Linked DNA regions of Homo sapiens: region 1 is linked to region 2. Evidence: read pairs that join two places in POLR2A ChIA-PET (ENCODE). Cell type or tissue: IMR-90. All regions are shown on one strand. Links, peaks and the distances in the headings refer to the core of each region. The heading gives the core; the rest is flanking DNA. Region 1 holds the start of CGB8 (chorionic gonadotropin subunit beta 8). Region 2 holds the start of RCN3 (reticulocalbin 3).

Region 1 (15,730 bases), core at 7,373-15,372, 480 kb before region 2:
TACTAAAAATACAAAAACTTATCTGGGCTTGGTCGCGGGCCCCTGTAGTCCAAGCTACTTGGAAGGCTGAGGCAGGAGAATGGAGTGAACCTAGGAGGGGGAGCTTGCAGTGAGCAGAGATCACGCCACTGCACTCCAGCCTCCACGACAGAGCGAGACTCCATCTCAAAAAAAAAAAAAAGAAAGAAAGAAAGAAAAAGAAAACAGGGTGGAGATGGAGGATGACCTCCAGCTCAGGAGGTGTCCATGGTCTGGCCTTCTGTGGGGGAAGGAAGGCCACATGATCGGTGTGGCCCAGGTGGCAGGGCCTCAGCCTTCTAAGCCGAGCTCCCTCTTCCTCCCTCTGACGTTGGCACTGGCAGTGCAGGTGGGGCGGGGTGGGGGGCGCGGCTTGGGGACCTGAATGGGATGAATGGGCCGAGGGGGATGTCATCTCTTCCATCCTCCTTCATCCACTGCCTCTCCCTTCCCCTCCTCCCCCCTCCCCTCCGTCCATCTGCCTCCCATCCCAGCTAGGACCTGGGTAGAAAAGGGGCCTCTGGAAAGGGGACGGGGCCTTGACTCTTGGGTACCCTGCACTTGAAGAGGAACTCTGGGAAGGGGTTGTTCAGAGATTTGGCCCCTTCCCCATCTGGCTGTATAACCTTCCTGTGCTTTTCTTCTGCTAGCCGGTTACCCCTCCCTCTCCTGAGATGTCAGGAAAGAGGGGGCCACCTGCGTCCTCCACAGTGGTCCCCGAAGCCTGGGGTTCCCAGCCCCAGAGCTCCGAGGTGGAGGGGGTGCTACAGCTCTGGTGACCACTGGTTGTTTCCCAGTCTTCTCCACGCCAACCTTTCCCAGAACCACAGGCTTCCAGAATGTTGTAGGGAAACTGCAAAATCCGCGCCTCCACCAGCCTCTCCCAGCGCCAGGTCAATTTCACACACAGGGAAACTGAAGCCTGCCTCAGAGGGGCAGCGTTTTACCTCCTTAGTGGCAGTTTTGAGGTGAATCGGGGTCTCCCTAGGATTCCAGGTTGTGCACTTTCTCTAAATTGTGGAATGTGGCCAGGCGTGGTGGCTTGAGTCTGTAGTCCCAGCTACTCAGGAGCCACAGCAGGAGGATGGCTTGAGCCCAGGAGTTCAAGTGCAGTGGGGAAACATAGGGAGACCTCGTCTTAAAGCAATTTGTTTGGGGCCAGGCGTGGTTTCTCAGGCCTATAATCCCAGCACTCTGGGAGGCCAGGGCAGGAGTATCACTGGAGGTTGGGAGTTTGAGACCAGTCTGGCCAATGTTGTGAAACTGCATCTCTACTAAAAATACAAAAATTAGCAGGGCACGGTGGCAGGCGCTTGTAATTCCAGTTACTCAGAAGGCTGAGGCAGGAGAGTCACTTGAACCCAGGAGGCAGGCGCTACAGTGCGCCGGGATTGTGCCACTCTACTCCAGCCTGGCCAGACAGAGTGAGGCTCTGTCTCAAAAAAAAAAAAGAAAAAAAAATTGGGCCGGGTGCAGTGGCTCATGCCTGTAATCCCAGCACTTTGGGAGGCCGAGGAAGGCAGATCACAGGGTCAGGAGATCAAGACCATCCTGGCTAACATGGGGAAACCCCGTCTCTACTAAAAAATACAAGAAATTAGCCAGGCATGGTGGCGGGCGCCTGTAGTCCCAGCTACTCGGGAGGCTGAGGCAGGAGAGTGGTGTGAACCTGGGAGGCGGAGCTTGCAGTGAGCCGAGATTGAGCCACTGCAGTCCAGCCTGGGTGACAAGTGAGACTCCCCCTGAAAAAAAAAAAAATTGATTGGAACATCCTCCAGGATGCAAGACTCTCGGTTCCTTAGAGTTCTACAGGAAGGATGGCAGAGTGCAGTCGCCCAGAGGTGAAGTCCCATCTCTGCCATTTGTTGGCTGTGTGACCGGGCACAAATCATTACTTTCTCTGATCCTGTATTTTACCATCTGTTGCTATTGAGTAATAGTAGTTGACTATTATGTATTTTTATTTATTTTTATTTTTATTTTTATTTTTGTTTGAGACAGAGTCTGGCCCTGTCACCCAGGCTGGAGTGCAGTGGTGCGCTCTTGGCTCACTGCATCTCTGCTTCCGGGGTTCAAGCGATTCTCCTGCCTCAGCCTCCTGAGTAGCTGGGAGTACAGGTGCCCACCACCACACCCAGCTAATTTTTGTATTTTTTTTAGTAGAGACAGGGATTCACCATGTTGGCCAGGCTGGTCTCAAAGTCCTGACCTCAAGTCATCCACCCGCCTCAGCCTCCCAAAGTGCTGGGATTACAGGTGTGGGCCATAATGCCTGACCTGTAGTTGTTGAATATTTACTATTAATCTACAAGTTGGGTGTTATGCAAGTCCTATATATGGAGTCCCCCAAACTTCTAGAGCAAGGGCTTCCCCATAATCCTGGCAGGCAGGCCTCCCCTGGGGTTCCCAACTTCTGACCCCACTGAAGTGTTTATCCTCTTCTCTAATCCCAGCCTCCTTTTCCCTGTCTCCATGTGCTCTGAGAGGTGCTCTGAGAGATGCTCCCGCTCCCCCAGACTCCCTCTACATCCCCCTCATTTTCTTCCTCTCCAGTGTGTCAATGGGGTCCTAACCCCACCCTCGACATTGTCGCCTTTTCCTGATCCAAAGTGGGACCTTCTTTTCCCCTGAGTGGTCCTGCCTAGGGGTGCCGCTGCCGGGCCCCCTCTGGTCTTCCTGCTGGAGACTGGGGCCTTTCGGGAGTCAGCAGGCGCCCGGGCCAACCGCAGCCAGCGAGGGGTGAGCAATACTTCACTGGCGAGTCATCAGGGTGAGGCTGGCCGTGTGTGATGCAGTCACTGGCTGGGTGACAGACCCCCGGACCGCTGTGGACTCAGGTGTGCTGGAGGTGGAGGTGTTGGGCGAGGTGCCTGCAGCTGGCGGCAGTTCCCTCTGCCAACACTTCTTTGTCACCTGCTTCGAGGCCAATAACTCTGAAGAAGGTGGCCCAGGGGTAGGTGGAGGGGCTGCCGCAGGGTGTGGACCGGGGGGCACTGGGTGTCTGAGTGCAAGGCCAAGCAGTCCTATGTGCGGGCATTGACCGCTGATGCCCAGGGCTGTGTGGACTGGTGATGGATTCAAATTGGCACTGCCTGTGTCTGCACACTCCTCAGCCGGACTGGCCGGGCCTGAGACTTATACCCAGGAACTGGTCAGGCAGAAAAAGAACAGAGCTGGATGCTGAGAGACCTCAGGGTTGGCCCAGCTGCTCTACGGACCCCAGTTTGGGAACTCATCAAATCATCACAAAATCACAACTCTCTGAATTTGAGCTCAATCTCTGCAGGATGGGTGCCACCACATGGGGTTTTGAAGGTTGAATAGGAGTTCTCCTGGGGGAACTTGAGGATAATCATGATGATGATGATAATAATAATAGGCACTATTTACTGAGTGTTTACTCTTTCTTAGCCATAATACATAACTCCTCGGATCAACTCTCATGGATTTGATCATTGGTGACCTTTGGTGTTAAGTTGCTGACTGCTCAGTCACAGAGGACACCACCTTCCTCATCCTGGGGAGTGGGAGGGCACATTTCACGATGTGCATGGGGGAGGAGAGAAACTGGAACATGCAAGCAGATGGCCAGGGGACCTTGAGAACATGGTCTACAGAAGGCCTTTCAGTATCTGGGAGCTGGGGTTCAAATGAGAAATCTTACTTGGTGAGAGTGGGCAGGGGTCGGCTTAGAATATTTTGTTTTGAGATAATGAGCTACCGATCACAGGGGGAGTTTAAGCAAGGTTCAATGAGAAGCGATCAAGATGCTGCACAGTTCAGCCCTGGGTGGGGAGCTCAAGTCAGGTTTCTAGCCCTCTTCCCTGTGCCAACCTATACCCTACATTGGGAAAGAAACAGACCTTAAAATTGTCCAGCTTGATGGCATCGCGGGGAAGGGACTAAGTCCAGATAATGTCCTCTGAGGCTTCGGCCCCGTGGGCAGGACACACCTCCTGCGGGCCTATTCAATAATCAGTTAAATCACCTGAAGCACACGCATTTCCGGGGACCGCTCCGGGCATCCTGGCTTGAGGGTAGAGTGGGCGGAGGTTCCTAAGGGAGAGGTGGGGCTCGGGCTGAATCCCTCGTTGGGGGGCATCTGGGTCAAGTGGCTTCCCTGGCAGCACAGTCACGGGGAGGCCCTCTCTCATTGGGCAGAAGCTAAGTCCGAAGCCGCGCCCCTCCTGGGAGGTTGGACTGTGGTGCAGGAAAGCCTCAAGTAGAGGAGGGTTGAGGCTTCAATCCAGCACTTTGCTCGGGTCACGGCCTCCTCCTGGCTCCCAGGACCCCACCATAGGCAGAGGCAGGCCTTCCTACACCCTACTCCCTGTGCCTCCAGGCTCGACTAGTCCCTAGCACTCGACGACTGAGTCTCTGAGATCACTTCACCGTGGTCTCCGCCTCACCCTTGGCGCTGGACCAGTGAGAGGAGAGGGCTGGGGCGCTCCGCTGAGCCACTCCTGCGCCCCCCTGGCCTTGTCTACCTCTTGCCCCCCGAAGGGTTAGTGTCGAGCTCACCCCAGCATCCTACAACCTCCTGGTGGCCTTGCCGCCCCCACAACCCCGAGGTATAAAGCCAGGTACACGAGGCAGGGGACGCACCAAGGATGGAGATGTTCCAGGTAAGACTGCAGGGCCCCTGGGCACCTTCCACCTCCTTCCAGGCAATCACTGGCATGAGAAGGGGCAGACCAGTGTGAGCTGTGGAAGGAGGCCTCTTTCTGGAGGAGCGTGACCCCCAGTAAGCTTCAGGTGGGGCAGTTCCTAAGGGTGGGGATCTGAAATTTTGGGGCATCTCAGGTCCTCTGGGCTGTGGGGTGGGCTCTGAAAGGCAGGTGTCCGGGTGGTGGGTCCTGAATAGGAGATGCCGGGAAGGGTCTCTGGGTCTTTGTGGGTGGTGTACCACGCGGGATGGGAAGGCCAGGACTCGGGGCTGCGGTCTCAGACCCGGGTGAAGCAGTGTCCTTGTCCCAGGGGCTGCTGCTGTTGCTGCTGCTGAGCATGGGCGGGACATGGGCATCCAAGGAGCCGCTTCGGCCACGGTGCCGCCCCATCAATGCCACCCTGGCTGTGGAGAAGGAGGGCTGCCCCGTGTGCATCACCGTCAACACCACCATCTGTGCCGGCTACTGCCCCACCATGGTGAGCTGCCCGGGGCCCGGGCAGGTGCTGCCACCTCAGGGCCAGACCCACAGAGGCAGCGGGGGAGGAAGGGTGGTCTGCCTCTCTGGTCAGGGGCTGCGGAATGGGGTGTGGGAGGGCAGGAACAGAGGGCTTCCCGGACCCCTGAGTCTGAGACCTGTGGGGGCAACTGGGGAGCTCAGCTGAGGCGCTGGCCCCAGGCACATGCTCATTCCCCCACTCACACGGCTTCCAGACCCGCGTGCTGCAGGGGGTCCTGCCGGCCCTGCCTCAGGTGGTGTGCAACTACCGCGATGTGCGCTTCGAGTCCATCCGGCTCCCTGGCTGCCCGCGCGGCGTGAACCCCGTGGTCTCCTACGCCGTGGCTCTCAGCTGTCAATGTGCACTCTGCCGCCGCAGCACCACTGACTGCGGGGGTCCCAAGGACCACCCCTTGACCTGTGATGACCCCCGCTTCCAGGACTCCTCTTCCTCAAAGGCCCCTCCCCCCAGCCTTCCAAGTCCATCCCGACTCCCGGGGCCCTCGGACACCCCGATCCTCCCACAATAAAGGCTTCTCAATCCGCACTCTGGAGGTGTCTTTCTGTGGGCTCAGGGCAATCACACACACACAGGATGGGTCCAGCTTCCAAACCATTTTATACAGAGTCACAGTACAGAACTCTGGTAGAAAACAGGGTGGACGGCTAGGCGCGGTGGCTCACGCCTGTAATTGTCGGAGGCTGTGGTGGGTGGATCAGCTGAGGTGAGGGGTTCCAGACCAGCCTGACCAACATGGAGAAACCCCATCTCTACTAAAAATAGAAAACATCGTCGAGCGTGGTGGTGCATGCCTATACTCCCAGGTACTTGGGAGGCTAAGGCAGGAGAATCTCTTGATCCTAGGAGGCGGAGGTTGCAGTGAGCCAAGATCCCGCCATTGCACTTCAGCCTGGGCAACAAAAACAAAGCTCCATCTCAAAAAGTAATAATAATAATAATAATAAAATAAAAATTAAAAACGTTCGTCCAGGCGCAGTGGCTCATGCCTGCAATCCCAGCACTTTGGGAGGCTGAGGCGGGTGCATCACCTGAGTTCAGGACTTTGAGACCAGCCTGGCCAACATGGTGAAACCCTGTCTCTACTAAAAAAAAAAAAAAATTAGCTGGGTGTGGTGGTGCGCGCCTGTAGTTCCAGCTACTCAGGAAGCTGAGGAAGGAGAATGACTTGAACCCCGGAAGCATAGGTGCAGTGAGCTGAGATCACGCCACTGCACTCCAGCCTGGGTGACAGGGTGAGACTCCGTCTCAAAAAAAATAAATAAATAAAATAAAATAAAAATAAAAATAGAAAATAGTCCACTACTATTACTCAATAGCAACAGATGGTAAAATACAGGCTCAGAGAAATTAATGATTTGTGCCTGGTCACACAGCCAACAAATGGCAGAGATGGGACTTCAACTCTGGGCAACTGCACTCTGCCATCCTTCCTGTAGAACTCTGAGGAACTGAGAGTCTTGCATCTTGGAGGATGTTCCAATCAATTTTTTTTTTTTTGAGACGGAGTCTCGCTCTGTTGTTGAGACTGGACTGCAGTGGCGCGATCTCGGCTCACTGCAAGATCCGCCTCCCAGGTTCCTGCCATTCTCCTGCCTCGGCCTCCCAAGTAGCTGGGACTACAGGCGCCCACCAGGACGCCTCGCTAATTTGTTGTATTTTTTAGTAGAGACGGGGTTTCCCCGTGTTAGCCAGGATAGTCTTGATCTCCTGACTTTGTGATCCGCCCGTCTCGGCTTCCCAAAGTGCTGGGATTACAGGCATGAACCACTGCGCCAGGCCCAATTTTGTTTGTTTTGTTTTGTTTTGTTGTTTTTGGAAAGGGTGGCATGGAGAAGACTGGGAAACAACCAGTGGTCACCAGAGCTGTAGCACCTCCTTCACCTCTGAGCTCTGCTGGGAACCCCAGGCTTCGGGGGCCACTGTGGAGGACACAGGTGGCCCCCTCTTTCCTGACATCGCAGGAGAGGGAGCAGCAACCGGTTAGGGGAAGAAAAGCACAGGAAGGTTATACAGCCAGGTGGGGAAGAGGCCAACTCCCTGAAAAAACCCCTTCCCAGAGTTCCTCTTCAAGCGCAGGGTACCCAAGAGTCAAGGCCCCGCCCCCTTTCCAGAGGCCCCTTTTCTACTTAGGTGATGGCTCCTGGCTGGGATGGGAGGTAGATGGACCGGGGGTGGGAGGGGTGGAGGAGGGGAAGGGAGAGGCAGTGGATGAAGGAGAATGGAAGAGATGACATCCCCCTTGGCCCATTCATCCCATTCAGATCCCCAAGCCCCCACCTGGACTGCCAGTGCCAACCTCAGAGGGTGGAAGAGGGAGCTCGGCTTAGAATGCTGAGGCCCTGCTCCCTGGGCCACACCAATCGTGTGGCCTTCCTTCTCCCCACGGAAGGCCAGACCATGGACACCTCCTGAGCTGGATGTCATCCCCCATCTCCACCCTCTTTTCTTTTTCTTTCTTTCTTTCTTTTTTTTTTTTTTTTGAGATGGAGTCTCGCTCTGTCGTGCAGGCTGGAGTGCAGTGGCGCGATCTCTGCTCACTGCAACCTCCCGCTCCCAGGTTCACTGCATTCTCCTGCAAGCGCCCACCACCAAGCCCGGATAACTTTTCGTATTTTTAGTAGAGACGGGGTTTCACCGTGTTAGCCAGGATGGTCTCGATCTCCTGACCTCATGATCCGCCTGCCTCGGCCTCCCAAAGTGGTGGGATTACAGGCGTGAGCCACCACGCCCAGCCGTCCACCCTGTTTTCTACCAGAGTTCTGTACTGTGACTCTGTATAAAATGGTTTGGAAGCTGGACCCATCCTGTGTGTGTGTGGTTGCCCTGAGCCCACAGAAAGACACCTCCAGAGTGCGGATTGAGAAGCCTTTATTGTGGGAGGATCGGGGTGTCCGAGGGCCCCGGGAGTCGGGATGGACTTGGAAGGCTGGGGGGAGGGGCCTTTGAGGAAGAGGAGTCCTGGAAGCGGGGGTCATCACAGGTCAAGGGGTGGTCCTTGGGACCCCCGCAGTCAGTGGTGCTGCGGCGGCAGAGTGCACATTGACAGCTGAGAGCCACGGCGTAGGAGACCACGGGGTTCACGCCGCGCGGGCAGCCAGGGAGCCGGATGGACTCGAAGCGCACATCGCGGTAGTTGCACACCACCTGAGGCAGGGCCGGCAGGACCCCCTGCAGCACGCGGGTCTGGAAGCCGTGTGAGTGGGAGAATGAGCATGTGCCTGGGGCCAGCGCCTCAGCTGAGCTCCCCAGCTGCCCCCACAGGTCTCAGACTCAGGGGTCCGGGAAGCCCTCTGTTCCTGCCCTCCCACACCCCATTCCGCAGCCCCTGACCAGAGAGGCAGACCACCCTTCCTCCCCCGCTGCCTCTGTGGGTCTGGCCCTGAGGTGGCAGCACCTGCCCCGGCCCCGGGCAGCTCACCATGGTGGGGCAGTAGCCGGCACAGATGGTGGTGTTGACGGTGATGCACACGGGGCAGCCCTCCTTCTCCACAGCCAGGGTGGCATTGATGGGGCGGCACCGTGGCCGAAGCGGCTCCTTGGATGCCCATGTCCCGCCCATGCTCAGCAGCAGCAACAGCAGCAGCCCCTGGGACAAGGACACTGCTTCACCCGGGTCTGAGACCGCAGCCCCGAGTCCTGGCCTTCCCATCCCACGTGGTACACCACCCACAAAGACCCAGAGACCCTTCCCGGCATCTCCTATTCAGGACCCACCACCCGGACACCTGCCTTTCAGAGCCCACCCCACAGCCCAGAGGACCTGAGATACCCCAACATTTCAGATCCCCACCTTCAGGAAATGCCCCACCTGAAGCTTACTGGGGGTCACGCTCCTCCAGAAAGAGGCCTCCTTCCACAGCTCACACTGGTCTGCCCCTTCTCATGCCAGTGATTGCCTGGAAGGAGGTGGAAGGTGCCCAGGGGCCCTGCAGTCTTACCTGGAACATCTCCATCCTTGGTGTGTCCCCTGCCTCGTGTACCTGGCTTTAAACCTCGGGGTTGTGGGGGCGGCAAGGCCACCAGGAGGTTGTAGGATGCTGGAGTGAGCTCGACACTAACCCTTCGGGGGGCAAGAGGTAGACAAGGCCAGGGGGGCGCAGGAGTGGCTCAGCGGAGCGCCCCAGCCCTCTCCTCTCACTGGTCCAGCGCCAAGGGTGAGGCGGAGACCACGGTGAAGTGACCTCAGAGACTCAGTCGTCGAGTGCTAGGGACTAGTCGAGCCTGGAGGCACAGGGAGTAGGGTGTAGGAAGGCCTGCCTCTGCCTATGGTGGGGTCCTGGGAGCCAGGAGGAGGCCGTGACCCGAGAAAGGTGCTGGACTGAAGCCTCAACCCTCCTCTACTTGAGGCTTTCCTGCACCACAGTCCAACCTCCCAGGAGGGGCGCGGCTTCGGACTTAGCTTCTGCCCAATGAGAGAGGGTCTCCCCGTGACTGTGCTGCCAGGGAAGCCACTTGACCCTGGTGCCCCCAAGGAGGGATTCAGCCCGAGCCCCACCTCTCCCTTAGGGACCTCCGCCCACTCTACCCTCAAGCCAGGATGCCCGGAGCTGTCCCCGGAAATGCGTGTGCTTCAGGTGATTTAACTGATTATTGAATAGGCCCGCAGGAGGTATGTCCTGCCCACGGGGCCGAAGCCTCGGAGGACATTATCTGGACTTAGTCCCTTCCCCGCGATGCCATCAAGCTGGACAATTTTAAGGTCTGTTTCTTTCCCAATGTAGGGTATAGGTTGGCACAGCAAAGAGGGCTAGAAACCTGACTTGCGCTCCCCACCCAGGGCTGAACTGTGCAGCATCTTGATCGCTTCTCATTGAACCTTGCTTATACTCCCCCTGTGATCGGTAGCTCATTATCTCAAAACAGAATATTCTAAGCCAACCCCTGCCTGCTCTCACCAAGTAAGATTTCTCATTTGAACCCCAGCTCCCAGATACTTAAAGGCCTTCTGTAGACCATGTCCTCAAGGTCCCCTGGCCATCTGCTTGCATGCTCCAGTTTCTCTCCACCCCCATCCACATCGTGAAATGTGCCCTCCCACTCCCCAGGATGAGCAAGGTGGTGTCCTCTGTGACTGAGCAGTCAGCAACTTAACACCAAAGGTCACCAATGATCAAATCCATGAGAGTTGATCTGAGGAGTTATGTATTAGGGCTACGAAAGAGTAAACACTCAGTAAATAGTGGCTATTATTATCATCATCATCATCATGATTACTCTCAATTTCCCCCTGGAGAACTCCTATTCAACCTTCAAAACCCCACGTGGTGGCACCCATCCTGCAGAGACTGAGCTCAAATTCAGAGAGTTGTGATTTTGTGATGATTTGATGAGTTCCCAAACTGGGGTCCGTAGAGCAGCTGGGCCAACCCTGAGGTCTCTCAGCATCCAGCTCTGTTCTTTTTCTGCCTGACCAGTTCCTGGGTATAAGTCTCAGGCCCGGCCAGTCCGGCTGAGGAGTGTGCAGACACAGGCAGTGCCAATTTGAATCCATCGCCAGTCCACACGGCCCTGGGCATCAGCGGTCAATGCCCGCACATAGGACTGCTTGGCCTTGCACTCAGACACCCAGTGCCCCCCGGTCCACACCCTGGCGGCAGCCCCCTCCACCTACCCCACGGCTACCTTCCTCAGAGTTATCGGCCTCGAAGCGGTGACAAAGAAGTGCTGGCAGAGGGAACTGCCGCCAGCTGCAGGCACCTCGCCCAACACCTCCACCTCGAGCACACCCAAGTCCACAGCGGTCCCGGGATCTGTCACCCAGACACTGACTGCATCACACACGGCCAGCCTCACCCTGATGACTCGCCGGTGAAGCATCGCTCGCCTCACGCTGGCTGCGGTTGGCCCGGGCGCCTGCTGACTCCCAAAAGGCCCCAGTCTGCAGCAGGAAGACCAGAGGGGGCCCGGCAGCGGCACCCCTAGACAGGACCACTCAGGGGAAAAGAAGGTCCTACTTTGGATCAGGAAAAGGTGACAGTGCCGAGGGTGGGGTTAGGACCCCATTGACACACTGGGGAGGAAGAAAATGAGGGGGATGCAGAGGGAGCCTGGGGGAGCGGGAGCATCTCTCAGAGCACCTCTCAGCACACGGAGACAGGGAAAAGGAGGCTGGGATTAGAGAAGAGGATAAACACTTCAGTGGGGTCAGAAGTTGGAAACCCCAGGGGAGGCCTGCCTGCCAGGATTATGGGGAAGCCCTTGCTCTAGAAGTTTGGGGGACTCCATATAAAGGACTTGCATCACACCCAACTTGTAGATTAATAATAAATATTCAACAACTACAGGTCAGGCACTATGGCTCACACCTGTAGTCCCAGCACTTTGGGAGGCTGAGGCGGGTGGATGACTTGAGGTCAGGAGTTCGAGAGCAGCCTGGCCAACACTGTGAAACAACATCTCTACTGATAATACCAAAATTAGCCAGGCCTGGTGCTGCACGCCTGTGATCTCAGCTACTCGGGAGGCTGAGGCAGGAGAATCGCTTGAACCCGGGAGGGCTGAGATTGCAGTGAGCCAAGATCGTGTCACTGCACTTCGGCCTGGACAACACAGTGAGACTCTCTCTCAAAAAAAATAAATAAATAAGGCCGGGCATGGTGGCTCACACTTGTAATCCCAGCATTGTCGGAGGCTGCAGTGGGTGGATCAGCTGAGGTGAGGAGTTCCAGACCAGCCTGACCAACATAGAGAAACCGCACCTCTACTAAAAATACAAAATATCCTCCGGCGTGGTGCTGCATGCTTATAATCCCAGCCACTTGGGAGGCTGAGGCAGGAGAATCGCTTAATCCCAGGAGGCGGAGTTTGAAGTGAGCCAAGATCGCGCCATTGCACTTCAGCTTGGGCAACAAAAACAAAGCTCCATCTTAAAAAAATAATAATAATAATCATAAAATAAAGATAAAAATTGTTCGGCCGGGGACAGTGGCTCTTGCCTGCAATCCCAGCACTATGGGACGCCGAGGCGGGTGCGTCACCTGAGGTCAGGACTTTGGGACTAGCCTGGCCAACGTGGCGAAACGCTGTGTCTACTAAAAAAATTACAAAAATTAGCTGGGTGTGGTGGTGCACACCTGTAGTCCCAGCTACTCGGGAGTCTGAGGCAGGTGAATTGCTTGAACCCGGGAAGCATAGGTGCAGTGAGCCAAGAGCGCGCCACTGCACTCCAGACTGGGTGACAGGGCGAGACTCCGTCTCAAAAAAAAAAAAAAAAAAAAAGATGAAATAAAAATAAAAATAGAAAATAGCCAACTACAATTACTCAATAGCAACAGAGGGTAAAATACAGGCTCAGAGAAATTAATGCTTTTTGCCTGGTCACATAGGCAGCAAATGACAGAGATGGGACTTCACCTCTGGGCAACTGCATTCTGCCATCCTTCCCGTAGAACTCTGAGGAACCGAGAGTCTTGCATCTTGGAGGATGTTCCAACCAATTTTTTTTTTTTTTTTTTGAGATGGAGTCTCACTCTCTCACCCAGACTGGACTGCAGTGGCTCGATCTCGGCTCACTGCAAGCTCTGCCTCCCGGGTTCAAGCCATTCTCCTGCCTTAGCCTCCCGAGTAGCTGGGACTGCAGGGGCCTGCCACCACGTCTGGCTAATTTATTGTATTTTTTAGTAGAGACGGGGTTTCCCCGTGTTAGCCAGGATGGTCTTGATCTGCTGACCTTGTGATCTGCCCACCTCGGCCTCCCAAAGTGCTGGGATAACAGGCATGAGCCACTGCGCCCGGCCCAATTTTTTTTTGTTTGTTTTGTTTTGTTGTTTTTTTTTTTTTTTTTGAAACAGAGTCTCACTCTGTCTGGCCAGGCTGGAGTACAGTGGCACAATCCCGGCTCACTGTAACGCCTGTCTCCTGGTTTCAAGCGATTCTCCTGCCTCAGCCTTCTGAGTAACTGGAATTAAAAGCACCTGCCACCGTGCCCAGCTAATTTTTGTATTTTTAGTAGAGATGCGGTTTCACGACATTGGCCAGACTGTTCTCAAACTCCCAACCTCCAGTGATACTCCTGCCCTGGCCTCCCAGAGTGCTGGGATTATAGGCCTGAGACACCACGCCTGGCCCCAAACAAATTGCTTTAAGACGAGGTCTCCCTATGTTTCCCCACTGCACTTGAACTCCTGGGCTCAAGCCATCCTCCTGCTGTGGCTCCTGAGTAGCTGGGACTACAGACTCAAGCCACCATGCCTGGCCACATTCCACAATTTAGAGAAAGTCCACAACCTGGAATCCTAGGGAGACCCTGATTCACCTCAAAACTGCCACTAAGGAGGTAAAACGCTGCCCCTCTGAGGCAGGCTTCAGTTTCCCTGTGTGTGAAATTGACCTGGCGCTGGGAGAGGCTGGTGGAGGCGCGGATTTTGCAGTTTCCCTACAACATTCTGGAAGCCTGTGGTTCTGGGAAAGGTTGGCGTGGAGAAGACTGGGAAACAACCAGTGGTCACCAGAGCTGTAGCAACTCTTCCACCTCGGAGCTCTGGGGCTGGGAACCCCAGGCTTCGGGGACCACTGTGGAGGACGCAGGTGGCCCCCTCTTTCCTGACATCTCAGGAGAGGGAGGGGTAACCGGCTAGGGGAAGAAAAGCACAGGAAGGTTATACAGCCAGATGGGGAAGGGGCCAAATCCCTGAACAACCCCCTCCCAGAGTTCCTCTTCAAGTGCAGGGTACCCAAGAGTCAAGGCCCCGCCCCCTTTCCAGAGGCCCCTTTTCTACTTAGGTGATGGCTCCTGGCTGGGATGGGAGGCAGATGGACGGAGGGGAGGGGGGAGGAGGGGAAGGGAGAGGCAGTGGATGAAGGAGAATGGAAGAGATGACATCCCCCTCGGCCCCTTCATCCCATTCAAGTCCCCAAGCCGCTCCCCCCCCACACCTGCACTGCCAGTGCCAACGTCAGAGGGAGGAAGACGGAGCTCGGCTTAGGAGGCTGAGGCCCTGCCCCCTGGGCCACACCAATCATGTGGCCTTCCTTCTCCCCACAGAAGGCCAGACCATGGACACCTCCTGAGCTGGATGTCGTCCCCCATCTTCACTCTCTTTTCTTTTTCTTTCTTTCCTTCTTTCTTTCTTTCTTTTTTTTTTTTTTTGAGATGGAGTCTCGCTCCGTCATGCAGGCTGGAGTGCAGTGGTGTGATCTCGGCTCACTGCAAGCTCCCCCTCCCAGGTTCACTCCATTCTCCTGCCACAGCCTCCCAAGTAGCTTGGACTGCAAGCGCCCACCACCAAGCCGGGATAAGTTTTCGTATTTTTAGTAGAGATGGGGTTTCACCGTGTTAGCCAGGATGGTCTCGATCTCCTGACCTCATGATCAGCCTGCCTCGGCCTCCCAAAGTGGTGGGATTACAGGCGTGAGCCACCGCGCCCCGCCGTCCACCCTGTTTTCTACCAGAGTTCTGATACTGTGACTTTGTATAAAATGGTTTGGAAGCTGGACCCACCCTGTGTGTGTGTGGTTGCCCTGAGCCCACAGAAAGACACCGCCAGAGTGCGGATTGAGAAGCCTTTATTGTGGGAGGATCGGGGTGTCTGAGGGCCCCGGGAGTCGGGATGGACTTGGAAGGCTGGGGGGAGGGGCCTTTGAGGAAGAGGAGGCCTGGAAGCGGGGGTCATCACAGGTCAAGGGGTGGTCCTTGGGACCCCCGCAGTCAGTGGTGCTGCGGCGGCAGAGTGCACATTGACAGCTGAGAGCCACGGCGTAGGAGACCACGGGGTTCACGCCGCGCGGGCAGCCAGGGAGCCGGATGGACTCGAAGCGCACATCGCGGTAGTTGCACACCACCTGAGGCAGGGCCGGCAGGACCCCCTGCAGCACGCGGGTCTGGAAGCCGTGTGAGTGGGAGAATGAGCATGTGCCTGGGGCCAGCGCCTCAGCTGAGCTCCCCAGCTGCCCCCACAGGTCTCAGACTCAGGGGTCCAGGAAGCCCTCTGTTCCTGCCCTCCCACACCCCATTCCGCAGCCCCTGACCAGAGAGGCAGACCACCCTTCCTCCCCCGCTGCCTCTGTGGGTCTGGCCCTGAGGTGGCAGCACCTGCCCGGGCCCCGGGCAGCTCACCATGGTGGGGCAGTAGCCGGCACAGATGGTGGTGTTGACGGTGATGCACACGGGGCAGCCCTCCTTCTCCACAGCCAGGGTGGCATTGATGGGGCGGCACCGTGGCCGAAGCATCTCCCTGGATGCCCATGTCCCGCCCATGCTCAGCAGCAGCAACAGCAGCAGCCCCTGGGACAAGGACACTGCTTCACCCGGGCCTGAGACCACAGCCCTGAGCCCTGGCCTTCCCATCCCCCAGGGTACACCACCCACAAAGACCCAGAGACCCTTCCCGGCATCTCCTATTCAGGACCCACCACCCGGACACCTGCCTTTCAGAGCCCACCCCACAGCCCGAGGGACCTGAGATGCCCCAACATTTCAGATCCCCACCCTCAGGAACTGCCCCACGTGAAGCTTATTGGGGGTCACGCTCCTCCAGAAAGAGGCGTCCTTCCACAGCTCACACTGGTCTGCCCCTTCTCATGCCAG
Region 2 (15,730 bases), core at 4,972-12,971:
CGCCCAGACTGGAGTGCAGAGGCACGAACTCGGCTCACTGCAACTTCTGCCTCCCGGGTTCAAGCAATTCTCCTGCCTCAGCGTCCCAAGTAGCTGGGATTACAGGCGCAAGCCACCACGCCCTGCTAATTTTTTGTATCTTTAGTAGAGACAGAGTTTCACCATGTTGGCCAGGCTGGTTTCGAACTCCCGACCCCAGGTGATCCACCCACCTCGGCCTCCCAAAGTGCTGGGATTACAGGCGTGAGCCACCGCGCTCGGCCGTATTTTTGTTTTTTTCTTTTTTTTGGAGACGGAGTCTCGCTCTGTCACCCAGGCTGGGGTGCAGTGGCGCGATCTCAGCTCATTGCAACCTCCACCTCCCAAGTTGCACCAATTCTCCTGCCTCAGCCTCCCGAGTGGCTGGGACTACAGGCGCCCACCACCACGCCCGGCTAATTTTTTGTATTTTTAGTAGAGACAGAGTTTCACTGTGTTAGGCAGGATGGTCTCGATCTCCTGACCTCCTGATCCGCCTGCCTCAGCCTCCCAAAGTACTGGGATTACAGGCTTGAGCCACCGCGCCCGGCCGGATTCCAATTTTTTACCAGATAGGTGTTTTGCAAATATTTCTTCCACTCTCTAGGTTGTCTTTTCATTGTTTTAACTGTGCCTTTCACAAAGCAAAAGTTTTTAACTTTGATGAAATCCAGTTTATTCTTTTTTTTTTTTCTATCGTGGATTATGCTTTTGGTGTTTAATCTCAGAAGTAATCACCAAACCCAAAGTCAGCTAGATCTTCTCCTGTGTATTTTAAGAGTTTTAAAGTTTTGCATTTTACAGTTAGGTCTGTGATTCATTTTCAGGTAATTTGAGTTACTTGTGATCTTGAGTGTCTTTTGATTTACAGGTTTCCCATTTTCTTTTTGTTTTTTTTCCCCCTGTAATTGTGGTTTGAAGAAAGTCAGTTTATGTCCTATTGAGTTTCTCCTAGACTGGATTTTGCCCTTTGCATCCTGTGATGTTGCTGGAAATAGTCCTCCTTCTCTTCTTTAAAGGAGCAGCTCCATCTAGAAGCTTGGTCAGATTCTGGTTCAATTTTTATGGCAAGAAAACTTTCTGGGTAGTTGGTGCGTATGTCTGTGTGCATAGGCTGCAAACATCTGCTTGCTTCTGTGCTGTTCTGTGGACCACTGGATTCGGGTGTTGTTATGAAGTTCTTTGTCAGGTTTTCTCCTGATGGTTTTAGCGGATAGCAATGGCCATTGCCTTAATCTTTTTTTTTTTTTTTTTTTTTTGAGATGGAGTCTTGCTCTGTCGCCCAGGCTGGAGTGCAGTGTTGCGATCTTGGCTCACTGCAACCTCCGCCTCCCAGGTTCAAGCGATTCTGCTGCCTCAGCCTCCTGAGTAGCTGGGATTACAGGTGCGTGCCACCATGCCTGGCTAATTTTTGTATTTTTTTTGGAGAGATGGGGTTTCACTATGTTGGGCAGGCTGGTCTTGAACTCCTGACCTTGTGATCCACTTGCCTCGGCCTCCCAAAGTGCTGGGATTACAGGCGTGAGCCACCGCGCCCGGGCTTTTTTTTTTTTTTTTTTGAGAGGGCGTCTCCCTCTGTCACCAGGCTGGAGTGCAGTAGCACGATCTCGGCTCACTGCAACCTCCACCTCCCAGGTTCAAGTGATCCTCCTGCCTCAGCCTCCTTAGTAGCTGGAATTACAGGCACACACCACCACACCCAGCTAATTTTTGTATTTTTAGTACAGACAGGGTTTCACCATGTTGGCCAGGATGGATTTTTTTTTTTTTTTTGAGATGGAGTTTCACTCTTATTGCGCAGGCTGGAGTACAATGGCATGATCTCAGCTCACTGCAACCTCCGCCTCCTGGATTCAAGTGATCCTCCTGCCTCAGCCTCCAGGGTAGCTGGGACTACAGGCATGCGCTGCCATGCCTAGCTAATTTTTATATGTTTAGTAGAGATGGAGTTTCACCATGTTGGCGAAGCTGGTCTTGAACTCCTGACATCAGGTGATCTGCCTGCCTCAGCCTCCCAAAGTGCTGGGGTTACAGACGTGAGCCACCATGCCTGACCTGGTTTGGTATTTTGTTAAACAGAACCAAAGGCCAGACAGATTTTCTGTGCTTGGATTTAGTCTATATTGGAAGTACCTTGAGGCTGAAGGCACGTGGCTGTGAGCACGACACAGGAAGATACAGATTTGCTGAAAAGAATAGTGAACATAAAGCAGAAGCCAGAACTGCTGATGGCCGTCAGCCCGGTCCCTCCATTCCACCTGACGGTGCAGCAAATTCTGCCGACTTGCCAGAGAGGCAGCTCCAGGAGGGAGAAGCTGCTGTGCTTTCCTGAAGCAGCAAATGTGTTTTCTGCTGAGCAACCAAAACCAAGATCCCAGCCAAGACCCACGATTGCCCAGATCCACCCTCCCTGAAAGGAACTTGGGCAGTAATGCCCAGTCCTAGGCAGTTGCTGAAATCTTTGCCTTTTATTTTCTTTTTTGAGCTGGGATCTTGCTCTGTCGCCCAGACTGGAGTGGAGTGCAGTGGCACAGTCATAGCGCCATGTAGCCTTGGACTCCCAAGCTCAAGAGATCCTCCCGCCTCAGCCTTACAAGTAGCTGGGACTATAGGTACACGTCACCATGCCTGGCTAACATTTTCTATTTTTTGTAGAGATGGGGTATTTGTTGCCAAGGCTGGTCTAGAAGTCCTGGGCTTGGCCGGGCACAGTGACTCACGCCTGTAATCCCAGCACTTTGGGAGGCTGAGGCAGGCGGATCACGAGGTCAGGAGTTCAAGACCAGCCTGGCCAATATGGTGAAACCCTGTTTCTACTAAAAATAGAAAAATTAGCTGGGCGTGGTGGTGTGCGCCTGTAATCCCAGCTACTCTGGAGGCTGAGGCAGGAGAATCGCTTGACCCCAGGAGGCGGAGGTTGCAGTGACCCAAGATTGTGCCACTGTACTCCAGCCTGGGCGACAGAGACTCCGTCTCAAAAAAAAAAAAAAAAAAAGGAAAAGAAAGCCTGGGCGTAAGGATCCTTCTGCCTTGACCTCCCAAGTGCTGGAATTGCAGGCATGAGCCATTGCACCCGGCTTTTTTTTTTTTTTTTCTTTGAGACAGGCACTTGCACTGTTGCCTAGACTGGAGTGCAGTAGCGGGATTAGAGTTCACTGCAGCCTCAACCTCCCAAGCTCAAGCGATCCTCCCACCTTACCCTTCCTGAATGGATGGGGCCACAGGTGTGTACCATCACACGTAGTTAATTTTTAAACTTTTTCAGAGACGGGGTTTCTCCATGTTGCCCAGGCTGGTCTTGAACTCCCGGCTTCCAGTGATCCTCCTGCCTCAGCTTCCCAAAGTGCTGGGATTACAGGCATGAACCACTGCACCCAACCTTTTTTCATTCCCTTAACGAAACCTTTGGATGAACAAAAATTCTTAATTTCAGTGAAGTTCAGTTTATCGACTTCAATTTATACATTTTATAAAGTTTATGAATTTTTTTTTTTTTTTTTAGACGGAGTCTTGCTCTGTCGCCCAGGCTGGAGTGCAGTGGCTATACCCAGGTGTGATCATAACTCACTCCAGCCTCAAACTCCTGGGCTCAAGGATTCCTCCTGCCTCAGTCTCCAGAGTAGGTGGGACCACAGGCACATCCACCACACTGGCTAATTTTTTTTATTTGTAGTGGAGACTACGTCTTACTGTTTGCCCAGGCTGGTCTCCAACTCCTGGGTTCAAGTGATCCACCTCATTCTCCCAAAGCGCTGGGATTGTAGGAGTGAGCCACTGCACCCAGCCTGTCTGCTAATATTATGTTTAAGAGTTCTGAATCTTTTTTTAAATTTTTTAAAATTTTTAATTTTTTATTTTTTTTGAGACAGTCTTGCTCTGTCGCCCAGGCTGGAGTGCAATGGTGCAATCTTGGCTCAATGCAACCTCCGCCTTCTGGGTTCAAGCGATTCTCCTGCCTTAGCCTCCTGAGTAGCTGGGATTACAGGTACACGCCACCATGCCTGGCTAATTTTTTTGTATTTTTAGTAGAGATGGGATTTCACCATGTTGGTCAGGCTGGTCTCGACCTCCTGACCTCGTGATCCTCCTGCCTCCACCCCCCAAAGCGCCAGGATTCTAGGTGTGAGCCACCACACCTGTCCTGAATCTATATTTATGAGAGACATTGGCCTTAAGCTCTCTTTTTTTTTTTTTTTTTTTTTTTTTGAGATGGAGTCTCGCTCTGTCACCCAGGCTGGAGTGCAGTGGCGCAATCTCGGCTCACTGCAAGCTCCGCCTCCCGGGTTCACGCCATTCTCCTGCCTCAGCCTCCCAAGTGGCTGGGACTACAGGCGCCGGCCACCACGCCCGGCTAATTTTTTGTATTTTTAGTAGAGATGGGGTTTCACCGTGTTAGCCGGGATAGTCTCAATCTCCTGACCTCGTGATCCGCCTGCCTCGGCCTCCCAAAGTGCTGGGATTACAGGCGTGAGCCACCGCGCCTGGCCAAGTTCTCTTTCTTATAATGTGCTTTGTTGTCAAGATGATGCTGACCTCATAAAATATGCTGGGAGAGTGTTTCCTCTGTTTTATGGCCTGAAGAGTTAGTGTAGGAATAGAATCATTTCTACATTGGAAGAATTCACTAATTGATGTCTTCTGGACCTGGAATTTTAGTTTTTGGAAAGTTTTAAACTATGGATTAAAAATTTTAAATAGGCCGGGTGTGGTGCATCATGCCTGTAATCCCAGCACTTTGGGAGGCTGAGGCAGGTAGATCACAATGTCAGGAATTTGAGACCAGCCTGGCCAATATGGTGAAACACCGTCTCTACTAAAAATAAAAAAATTACCCGGCATGGTGGTGCATGCACCTGTAGTCCCAGCCACTCGGGAGGCTGTGGAAGAAGAAACTCTTGAACCCAGGAAGTGGGGGTTGCAGTGAGTCGAGATCGTGCCACTGCACTCCAGCCTGGGTGACAGAGCGAGACTCTTATCTCAAAAACAAAAGGCTAGGCGTGGTGGCTCACACCTGTAATCCCAACACTTTGGGAGGCCCAGGCGGATGGATCATGAGGTCAGGAGATTGAGACCATCCTGGCTAAGACGGTGAAACCCCGTCTCTACTAAAAATACAAAAAATTAGCCAAGTGTGGTGGTGGGCACCTATAGTCCCAGCTACTCAGGAGGCTGAGGCAGGAGAATGGCGTGAACCCAGGAGGCGGAGCTTGCAGTGAGCCGAGATCGCGCCACTGCACTCCAGCCTGGGAGACAGAGCAAGATTCCATCTCAAAAAAAAAAAAAAAATTTAAATAGTTATAGGACTACAGACGTTTTAAATTTCCTCTTGTGTCAGTTTAGAAGGTTGTATTTATCAGGAATGTGTTCAGTTCATCTAAATTTTCAAATGTGTTGCTGTGGAATTTTTCATAATTATCCTCTATCTTTTTTTTTTTTTCTTTTTTTCTGAGACGGGGTCTCACTCTGTCGCCCAGGCTGGAGTGCAGTGGCACGATCCTGGCTCACTGCAACATCTGCCTCCCAGGTTCAAGCAATTCTCCTGCCTCAGCCTCCTGAGTAGCTGGGACTACAGGTGCCCGGCTAATTTTTGTATTTTTAGTAGAGATGGGGTTTCACCATGTTGGCCAGTGTGGTCTCGAACTCCTGACCTCAGGTGATCCACCCACTTTGGCCTCCCAAAGTGTTGCGATTACAGGCGTGAGCCAACATGCCCAGCCCAAGGAGGTGACATCTTGAGGGGACACCTTCGGGGTGGACAGGTTGAGTCTCTGTCACCTAGGAAGTGCCTCCCCTTTTACCACTGTATTATCTGCGGTTAGCACAGTGCAAACATGGAGGCCTCTTTCTGTCCCTATCCAGCCCTGGCTCTGGGAGTGGTGGGCTCGCGACTTAGGCCTGTCTGCCTGATTTCCTGCAGAGCCCCCCTCCATGCGCCTGAAGGCCCGACCCAGCAGCCCTGGCTTTTCCGTGCTTACCTGCAGCGCCTTCTCCTTCTACCCTCCGGAGCTGCAACTTCGGTTCCTGCGGAATGGGCTGGCCGCTGGCACCGGCCAGGGTGACTTCGGCCCCAACAGTGACGGATCCTTCCACGCCTCGTCGTCACTAACAGTCAAAAGTGGCGATGAGCACCACTACTGCTGCATTGTGCAGCACGCGGGGCTGGCGCAGCCCCTCAGGGTGGAGCTGGGTGAGGTCCCGCCAGGTGGTGATGCTCCTGGTTTCCCGTTGCCTTGTCTCACTGCTGCGCCGGTCCTTCCTGAGTCTGACCTTCCTCCCCACTGCTGCCACCTCCTTGAATCTGACTGCCTTGAACCTCACGCCTGTCAGTGCCCCCAAAACCTGATGGCTTGTCCTTCCCAAGGCCAACTGCCTTCCGTCTCCTGCTGCTTCTGGCCTCACTGAGTCTGAAGAGCTGTTAACTACCATGGCCAGTCCTCCCTGAGTCTGACCATCTTCCATCCTGCTGCTGCTGCTGCTGCTGCTGCGGGTCTTCCTGGAATCTGACCATTCGTTGTCTGCTATGCCCGTCCTCACCAAGACTGACTGCCTGCTGCTTTGCTACTGCCCGGGCCCATGAGACTGACTTCCCACTGCTCTGCCTGCCTCTCCCCACTGCACTGGCACAGCCCCGCCTTGCCGCTGCTGATCCATTGCCGGTGTGACCGCGGCCGCTCGTGCTGTAGCTGGTTCTTACGTCCAACCTGGGGGCAGTCTGCCCAGATCGCCTGCCTGGCCTCGCCTCTGCCCATCAGACACTTGGTGCTGGAATCTCCGAGGCTGGGAGGGACTGGGAGCGCCCCAGTTCTGTGTCCTGACTGGGTGGGGTGGAGGGGCTGCTCCACATCTCACAGCGTTCTCTGGCTGCAGAATCTCCAGCCAAGTCCTCCGTGCTCGTGGTGGGAATCGTCATCGGTGTCTTGCTACTCACGGCAGCGGCTGTAGGAGGAGCTCTGTTGTGGAGAAGGATGAGGAGTGGGCTGCCAGGTGGGGGGCAGCGGGAGGAAGAGCCTCTGAGAGAGGGACAGAGACCCCAAGAGAGGGGCACACAGACCTGGGAGGACAGAGACCCAGAGAGGGGGGACAGAGATCAGAGAGAGGTGGAGACAGAAACCCAGAGATGGGAGAACAGAGGTGCAGAGAGAGGGGGACGGAGACAGAGACCCAGAGACGGGGGAACAGAGACCCAGAGGGGACAGAGAGAGGTGCGGACAGAGGGAGGGGGAGACAGACCCAGAGGAGGGAGGCAAAGATGTAGAAAGAGGGGGGACGGAAAATTGGGAGAAGGGGAGACAAAGGCCCAGAAGGAAGGGGATAGAGACTGAGGAAGAGTGTGTGAGACACACACACAAATGGGGGACGCCAGTCAGACCCAGAGCGCCTCAGAGATTCTGATGACCTCTCCCTCTCTCTCTCTCCTCAGCCCCTTGGATCTCCCTTCGTGGAGACGACACCGGGGTCCTCCTGCCCACCCCAGGGGAGGCCCAGGATGCTGATTTGAAGGATGTAAATGTGATTCCAGCCACCGCCTGACCATCCGCCATTCCGACTGCTAAAAGCGAATGTAGTCAGGCCCCTTTCATGCTGTGAGACCTCCTGGAACACTGGCATCTCTGAGCCTCCAGAAGGGGTTCTGGGCCTAGTTGTCCTCCCTCTGGAGCCCCGTCCTGTGGTCTGCCTCAGTTTCCCCTCCTAATACATATGGCTGTTTTCCACCTCGATAATATAACACGAGTTTGGGCCCGAATCAGTGTGTTCTCATCATTTTTCAGGCAGGGGAGGTAAGGGAATAAGTCGGGGGACTGAATGGCGGCTGGGCCTCGGATCTCTCCTACAGGTAACATGCTGCCACAGGGGAACCTGCCAGTTTTATACATCAGGTCATGTATTTTCTTTTTCTTTTTCTTTTTTCTTTTTTTTTAGACGGAGTCTTGCTCTGTTGCTCAGTCCGGAGTCCTGTGGCGCGATCTCGGCTCACTGTAAGCTCCGCCTCCCTGGGTTCACGCCATTCTCCTGCCTCAGGCTCCCGAGTAGCTGGGACTACAGGCGCCTGCCACCATGCCTGGCTAATTTTTTGTATTTTTAGTACAGACGGGGTTTCACCATGTTAGCCAGGATGGTCTCGATCTCCTGACCTCATGATCCACCCGCCTCTGCCTCCCAAAGGGGTGGGATTACAAGTGTGAGCCACCGCGCCCGGCCTAAGGTCACTTTTTTTTTTTTTTTTTAAGACAGAGTTTTGCTCTTGTTGCTCAGACTGGAGTACAATTGCGTGATCTCAGCTCACTGCAACCTCCGCCTCCCAGGTTCAAGCAATTCTCCTGCCTCCCAAGTAGCTGGGATTACAGGCATGCACCACCACACCCGGCTAATTTTTTGTATTTAGTAGAGACGGGGTTTCACCATGTTGGTCAGGCTGGTCTGGAACTCCTGACCTCAGGTGATCCACCTGCCTCAGCTTCCCAAAGTTCTGGGATTACAGGCATTGAGCTACTGTGCTCAACCTGAGGTCATGTATTTTTAATTCATAACTTTTACAAATATTTACTGGATGACTGCCATGCCAGGCATTTTGAGGAATTCTTGGCTACTGTCTGACCACCTGAATCCTTGGAGCCGAAGAGGAGCGAGGAGCAGTGTTCACTCTTGGAGGAAATGGGATATTTCCTCCGGCCCCTTGATTCTGCTCTCCCTTTTCTTTTCTTTTCTTTTCTTTCTTTTTTTTTTTGAGACGGAGTTTCGCTCTTGTTGCCCAGGCTGGAATGCAATGGTGCGATCTCGGCTCACCACAACCTCCGCCTCCCAGGTTCAAGCAATTCTCCTGCCTCAGCCTCCCAAAGTAGCTGGGATTAAAGACATGCGCCACCACACCCGGCTAATTTTGTATGTTTAGTAGAGATGGGGTTTCTCCGTGTTGATCAGGCTGGTCTCGAACTCCCGACCTCAGGCGATCCGCCCGCCTCGGCCTCCCAAAGTTCTGGGATTACAGGCGTGAGCCACCGCGCCCGGCCTTTTTTCTTTTCTTTCGTTCTTTTTGTTTATTTTTGTTTTGTTTTGTTTTGTTTGGTATAGAAGTGTTGGAACGTACACCTCTTTCTTAAACCATCCTGACAAAGGGAAAGGGAAAAATACATTTCCCGTGAGGCGTTGTGACTAGAACAGCTGGAGGTGGACGGCAGAGTGCCGCGACGACTGCCAGGAGTTGTAGTTCTCCCCGGCCGCGTCACTGCGGTGTCGCCCACCCTTCTTCCCCGGGCAGGCCGCGGTTTCCTTTGTGGACGTGGCGAGGAGTGCCCGCGGCACCCCGTGCACTCATTGGCCCCGCCCCGTGAGACGCTCGTGCGAGCTCATTGGGCGGGGGGCGGGGCTCTGCGCTGCCAGAGGCGGGGCCTGACTGGAGAGCGGCCGAATTGGGCACATTTGCGGGAACGCAGAGCGGAGCGTGGAGAGCGGAGCGAAGCTGGATAACAGGGTAAAGGGAGTGGGTGGGGGGCCTCTGTCCAGGGAGGGCGGCTCGGGTCGAGGACCAGGGTCCGGACTGGGAGCAATGACGGGGAGCCTGCCTGACCTCTCGCTGGCCACAACTATGCCCTGCACCTTGCGTGGGATGTGCGCCACGTCTGTCTCTGTAATTCCCCCTGGCAGGTCTGGGACCCCCCTGAGACTCCGTCAGAAGATTCGGTCCTCCCCATAGGTGGCTTTACCTCTAAGCATCCCGCCCTCTTTTCCCCCATCGCCCGCCCTTTTTGAGCCCGAAAGCTTGCAGCCAACTTCCAACTCCCTGTCCTGTCCTAGGTAACCCCTCCACCCCGCCATTCTCCTATCCCGTGTCTGTCCCCATCCCTGTGACCCCTGACCCCTGGCCTTTGCCACTCCCCAGGGACCGATGATGTGGCGACCATCAGTTCTGCTGCTTCTGTTGCTACTGAGGCACGGGGCCCAGGGGAAGCCATCCCCAGACGCAGGCCCTCATGGCCAGGGGAGGGTGCACCAGGCGGCCCCCCTGAGCGACGCTCCCCATGATGACGCCCACGGGAACTTCCAGTACGACCATGAGGCTTTCCTGGGACGGGAAGTGGCCAAGGAATTCGACCAACTCACCCCAGAGGAAAGCCAGGCCCGTCTGGGGTAAGAGAGACATTCGGTTGGGGCGTGTCCAGAGGTGGGGCTTAGGAGAGAGACGCGGGGGTATCGACAGGGGTCAGAGAAATGGCGTGGACTGAACTTCATTTCTTTGTGAGAAATGAAATTCTACCTTCTATCCTTGGGAAAAAGAAATTAAGTTAAAATTGAGGCCTAAAGAGGACCTTTGAGACCGGGCGTGGTGGCTCATGCCTGTAATCCCAGCACTTTGGGAGGCCAAGGCAGGCCGATCACTTGAGGTCAGGAGTTCGAGAACAGCCTGGCCAACATGGTGAAATCCCGTCTCTACTAAAAATACAAAATTAGGCAGGCGTGGTGGTGGGCACCTGTAATCCCAGCTACTCGGGAGGCTGAGGCAGGAGAATCGCTTGAACCTGGGAGGTGGAGGTTGCAGTGAGCCAAAATTGCACCACTGCCCTCCAGTCAGGGCGACAAAGTGAGACTCCGTCTAAAAAACAACAACAACAATAAAAAAGAGGACCTTTGAGGGCAGCAAAATCTGGGTTAGATTCTGCCCCCTAAGCGCTCCTTATTCTTTTGTCCCAGACATCTCCCCTCCCCAAGCCTCAGTTTCCTGCTCTGTAAATGGCAGGGACTGGTGTGGAAAATGAGGTTTGGCCTTTAAGGAGCCCGGCCAGTGCAGGAGAGTGGCAGAGCCCTGAGTTTCAGGGTGAGCTGGGTGGAATGGAGCCCTGTCCACCCTCTCCGTCCAGGCCTGAGCGCAGGGGGGCGCGATGGGAGCAGCCGCCTTCTTCTGTGCATCCTCCTGACACTGATTGAGCCTGCAAAGGTTTATCGAGCACCTGCTATGTGCCAGGCACTGCTCTAGGTGCTGAAGTCACAACAGCTAACACATCTGTCCTCCTGAAGTTTACACTGTGGTGAGGGAAACAGCAAGAAGTCAATAAGTAGAAAGTGGATCAAATAGAGATAAATGCATCCAAGAAAGATAAAGCAAGAGAGTCAGAAAGTGTGGAGGGGAGAGGTTGTTGGTGGGGGGGAGTTGCAATTTTTATTTATTTATTTATTTATTTATTTACTTATTGAGATGGAGTCTCGCTCTGTCACCCAGGCTGGAGTGCAGTGGTGCGATCTCGGCTCACTGCAACCTCCACCTCCTGGGCTCAAGCAATTGTCCTGTCTCAGCCTCCCAAGTAGCTGGGATTACAGGCGCTAGCCACCACGCCCAGCTAATTTTGTATTTTTATTTTTTATTTTTATTTTTGTTGTTGTTGTTTTTGAGATGGAGTCTCGCTCTGTCACCCAGGCTGGAGTGCAGTGACGTGATCTCGGCTCAGTGGAACCTCCGCCTCCCGGGTTCAACCAGTTGTTCTGCCTCGTACTCCCTAGTAGCTAGAGTCCTAGCTACAAGTGAACGCTACAAGTCCTAGCTACAAGTGAACGCCTCCACATCCAGCAAAGTTTTTTTTCTTTCCTTTTTTTTTTTTGGAGACAGAGTGAGACTCTGTCTCCCGGGCTAGAGTGCAGTGGCGTGATCTCAGCTCATGCAACCTCTGCCTCCCAGGTTCAAGCAATTCTCCTGCCTCAGCCTTCCGAGTAGCTGGGACTATGGGTGCACGCCCACACGCCCAGCTAATTTTTTTTTTTTTTTTTGTATTTTAGTAGAGATGGGGTTTCACTGTGTTGCCCAGGCTGGTCTCGAGCTCCTGAGCTCAGGCAATCCGCCCGCCTTGGCCTCCCAAAGTGCTGGAATTAATGCGTGAGCCACAGCACCCAGCCCAGGCCCAGGTAATTTTTCTTTTTTTTCTTTTTTTTTTTTTTTTGAGACGGAGTTTTGCTCTTGTTGCCCAGGCTGGAGTGCAGTGGCGCAATCTCGGCTCACCACAACCTCCGCCTCCTGGGTTCAAGTGATTCTCCTGCCTCAGCCTTCCGAGTAGCTGGGATTACAGGCATGCACCACCATGCCCGGCTAATTTTGTATTTTTAGTAGAGATGGGGTTTCTCCATGTTGGTCAGGCTGGTATCGACCTCCTGACCTCAGGTGATCTGCCCACCTCGGCCTCCCGAAGTGCTGGGATTATAGGCATGAGCCACCGCACCCGGCTGGAGCTGCAATTTTAAACAGGGAACTTGGACAAGGCCTCCATGAGAAGGTGGTATGTGGTATTTGAGCCATGTGGGTATCGGAGTGAATAGCATTCCAGGCAGACAGAACAGTTAAGTGCAAAGGCCCTGAGGCAGGAGTGGGCTTGGAGTGTCAGAGCAACAGTTCTGAGGCCCGTGTGGCTGGAACTCAGTGAGAAAGGGGAGAGAGTGGGAGGTGAGGGCAGAGAAGGAGCAAAGGGGTTCAGCATGGTGGTTCATGTGTGTGATCCCAGCACTTTGGGAGGCCAAGGCTGGGGGATCACTTGAGCCCAGGAGTTCAAGACCAGCCTGGGCAACATAGTGATACCCCGCCTCTACAAAACAAATACAAAAATTAGCCCAGCATGGTGGCGTGCTCCTGTAGTCCCAGATACTAGGGAGGCTGAGGAGGGAGGATCACTTGGGCCTGGGAGGTCAAGGCTGCAGTGAGCCAAAATCATGCCGCTGCACTCCAGCCTAAGCAACAGAGCAAGACTTTGTCTCAAAAAGAGAGAGGGCCAGGTGCAGTGGCTCACGCCTGCAATCCCAGCACTTTGGGAGTCCAAAGCGGGCGGATTGCCTGAGACCATGCAAAGGGGGTCAGATCATGCAATGCAAAGCCTTTTAGGCCACGATGAAGATTTAGGCTTTTCTCCAATTGAGAGTAGAACTGAGGGAGGGCATGAGCTGACTTAGGTTTTGAGAGAATCCTGCTGGCTGCGAGGTGGGGAACAGACTGTAGGGAGCAAGAAGCAGGGAGCCCAGTGAGGAAGCGACTGCGATAGTCCAGGTGGAAGACAAGACAAGATGGTGGTCAGATCAGGGTGGAGACAGTGGCAGTGGTCCCCAGGACTGCTGGCTGGGAGATTGTGCTTGGATGGGCATGCATGAAGGAGAAATGGAGGAAGAAGGGCAGTGACAGGTTAGCACATTTAGCTTAGCACTAATGGCAATGCCAGGCATTGTCCTAAGTGCTTTATTATTGTTATTATTATTATTATTTTGAGACGCAGTCTCGCTCTGTCTCCCAGTCTGGAGTGCAGTGGCGTGATCTCGGCTCACTGCAAGCTCCACCTCCCGGGTTCATGCCATTCTCCTGCCTCAGCCTCCCGAGTAGCTGGGACTACAGGCGCCCACCACCACGCCCAGCTAATTTTTTTGTATTTTTAGTAGAGACGGGGTTTCGCCGTGTTAGCCAGGATGGTCTAGATCTGCTGACCTCGTGATCCACCCACCTCGGCCTCCCAAAGCACTGGGATTACAGGCGTGAGCCATGGCGCCTGGCCTTTTTTTTTTTTTTTTTTTTTTTGAGACAGAGTCTCACTCTGTCATCCAGGCTGGAGTGCAACGGCGCGATCTCGGCTCACTGCAAGCTGCGCCTCCCAGGTTCACGCCATTCTCCTGCCTCAGCCTCCCGAGTAGCTGGGACTACAGGCACCTGCCACCACGCCCGGCTAATTTTTTGTATTTTTAGTAGAGACGGGGTTTCACCATGTTAGCCAGGATGGTCTCGATCTCCTGACCTTGTGATCCGCCCTCCTCGGCCTCCAAAGTGTTTTTTGTTTGTTTGTTTGTTTTTGAGACAAGGTCTTACTCTGTTGCCCAGGCTGGAGTGCAGTGGCACGATCTCGGCTCACTGCAACCTACGCCTCCTGGGTTCAAGCAATTCTCCTGCCTCAGCCTCCCGAGTAGTGGATATTACAGGCATCCACCACTGTGCCCGGCTACTTTTTGTATTTTTAGTAGAGACGGTTTCACCATGTTGGCCAGGCTGGTCTGGAACTCCTCACCTCAGGTGATCTGCCCACTTCGGCCTCCCAAAGTGCTGGGATTACAGGCGTGAGCCACCGTGCCCGGCCTATTATTGTTATTATTATTTGAGACGGAGTCTCGCTCTGTTGCCCAGGCTGGAGTGCAGTGGTACTATCTCGGCTCACTGCAACCTCCACCTCCCAGATTCAACCAATTCTCCCGCGTCAGCCTCCAGAGTAGCTGGGATTTCAGGTGCGTGCCACCATGCCCTGCTAATTTTTGTATTTTTAGTAGAGACAAGGTTTCACCATGTGGACCAGGCTGGTCTGGAACGTCTGATCTCAAGTGATTCGCCTGTCTTGGCTTCCCAAAGTGCTGGGATTACAGGCGTGAGCCACCGCGCCTGTCCTGTCCTAAGTGCTTTACATGGCCTAACTCATTTATTCCCCACAACCGCCCTTTTGGGGTAGGTACCGTTTTTTCTTCCTCCGTTTTACAGAGGGGTAACTGAGACACAGAGAGGTTAAGTCACTTGCCCACAGTCACACAGCCAGTAAGAGGAAGTGGCTGGATTTGGACCTAAAATGTCTGGCTGTGGAGCCCAAGCGCTTAACAACACCAGGAACCTCAGAGAAGGGTGTGATTCCGGGGACAGAGTGGGGCCCTAGACAGACTGGAGCAGAGACCGCCTGGTGCGGGAGGTGGGGCGGTGACTCAGGCAGGCCTGGAGAGGGCTCTGCTGTCTCGGATTTTCGACTTTAGGGAGGGGGCCGCGGGGGCCTAGGGACGGTGACAGGGAGGAGGGCTCCAGGTAGTCTCTGTTAATTAGAGATTGGGAGAGGACCGGCCTGGCAAGGCGTCACCAAGGGAGAGGAGAGGGGCCCGAGAGCTGATAGGCGTGGCCCAAGAGAAGGGGAGAGATGGAACCTAAAGTGGCTTGACATGCGACAGGGAGGGGCACAGGAGCCCGGAGGAGCATGGGGAGGGGCAGAGGGAGACTGAGCCCCCGGGGTTGCGGGTGATGGTCCTCAGGCAGTGCCTGATTCAGCCGGGAGCAGGCAGGGGAAAGCCACGGGGCTCAGCACAGGGCAGGGCTGGAGGGAGAGGAGCCTGAAATTGACACGCGCAGCCTGGTAAGGGGGAGGGGCATGGGGCGGGTCGGGGCCTGAGACAGCGGGGGATCGGGGGTGTGGCCGTGGCTGTCTGGGTTCAGAGTCAATCTTGCAACAGGGCCCCCTTGGCAAGGGTCACAGTGCGACGCCGCGCTCCCCTTCACCACCCCAGCTCGGCCCAGCGAGAGGTGCAGCACGTGCAGGCCGAGGGCGGGGCCGGCGCGGAGAGGGTGGCCCTGCATCGTAGTAGGTCCCTCCCCCGCAGTGCTCCCAGCAGGCCCGCTCGTTCTGGAGAAGGGCGTGACTCGACCTGGGGGTGGACCCTAGGCTGAGGGGTAGGGTCCTCCGGTGGGCTTGGTCCCGAAATTGACCCGCGCCCCTCCCCAGTTAGCCCGCGGACCGTGGACTGTATTTTCAGCCCCGGATCCGAAGTGTCCCAGGGGGCGTGGCCCGTGCGAGGGGCGGGGCCTGGGGGCGGGACCAGAGCCTGACGTGTGCCCGCCCCGGCTTCTAGGCGGATCGTGGACCGCATGGACCGCGCGGGGGACGGCGACGGCTGGGTGTCGCTGGCCGAGCTTCGCGCGTGGATCGCGCACACGCAGCAGCGGCACATACGGGACTCG

Evidence for each region. Peaks named below come from ENCODE experiments on the same cell type or tissue, not always from the same donor. Only the 100,000 strongest peaks of a DNase experiment are listed, where the experiment ranks them.
Region 1: POLR2A ChIA-PET joins it to region 2 with 5 read pairs; 1 of 35 experiments calls an interaction of 5 or more read pairs at or near these places.

The regions. Positions count from the first base shown.
Region 1 is chr19:49,039,582-49,055,311 of GRCh38, forward strand. It overlaps CGB8 (chorionic gonadotropin subunit beta 8), which reads right to left and starts at 9,530. Exons shown (of 3, transcript NM_033183.3): 1 at 9,144-9,530; 2 at 8,624-8,791; 3 at 8,057-8,388. The coding sequence starts at 9,158. The coding sequence ends at 8,074. It overlaps CGB7 (chorionic gonadotropin subunit beta 7), which reads right to left. Exons shown (of 5, transcript NM_001385261.1): 4 at 15,260-15,427; 5 at 14,693-15,024. The coding sequence ends at 14,710. CGB5 (chorionic gonadotropin subunit beta 5) reads left to right here and starts at 4,267. Exons shown (of 3, transcript NM_033043.2): 1 at 4,267-4,643; 2 at 4,996-5,163; 3 at 5,399-5,730. The coding sequence starts at 4,629. The coding sequence ends at 5,713. It also overlaps the pseudogene LOC100287453 and the pseudogene LOC100287489. RefSeq lists enhancers at 3,604-4,113, 4,114-4,622, 14,517-15,067. In IMR-90, for the core only: no CTCF peak of the experiment used is centred there; a DNase peak (open chromatin) is centred at 10,990.
Region 2 is chr19:49,518,572-49,534,301 of GRCh38, forward strand. It overlaps FCGRT (Fc gamma receptor and transporter), which reads left to right. Exons shown (of 7, transcript NM_001136019.3): 5 at 5,936-6,205; 6 at 6,886-7,002; 7 at 7,439-7,857. The coding sequence ends at 7,548. RCN3 (reticulocalbin 3) reads left to right here and starts at 9,432. Exons shown (of 7, transcript NM_020650.3): 1 at 9,432-9,487; 2 at 9,896-10,143; 3 at 15,622-15,730. The coding sequence starts at 9,902. RefSeq lists an enhancer at 9,348-9,926 and silencers at 9,390-9,509, 15,369-15,658. In IMR-90, for the core only: no CTCF peak of the experiment used is centred there; a DNase peak (open chromatin) is centred at 9,280; H3K4me3 peaks cover 1,083 bases; H3K27ac peaks cover 486 bases.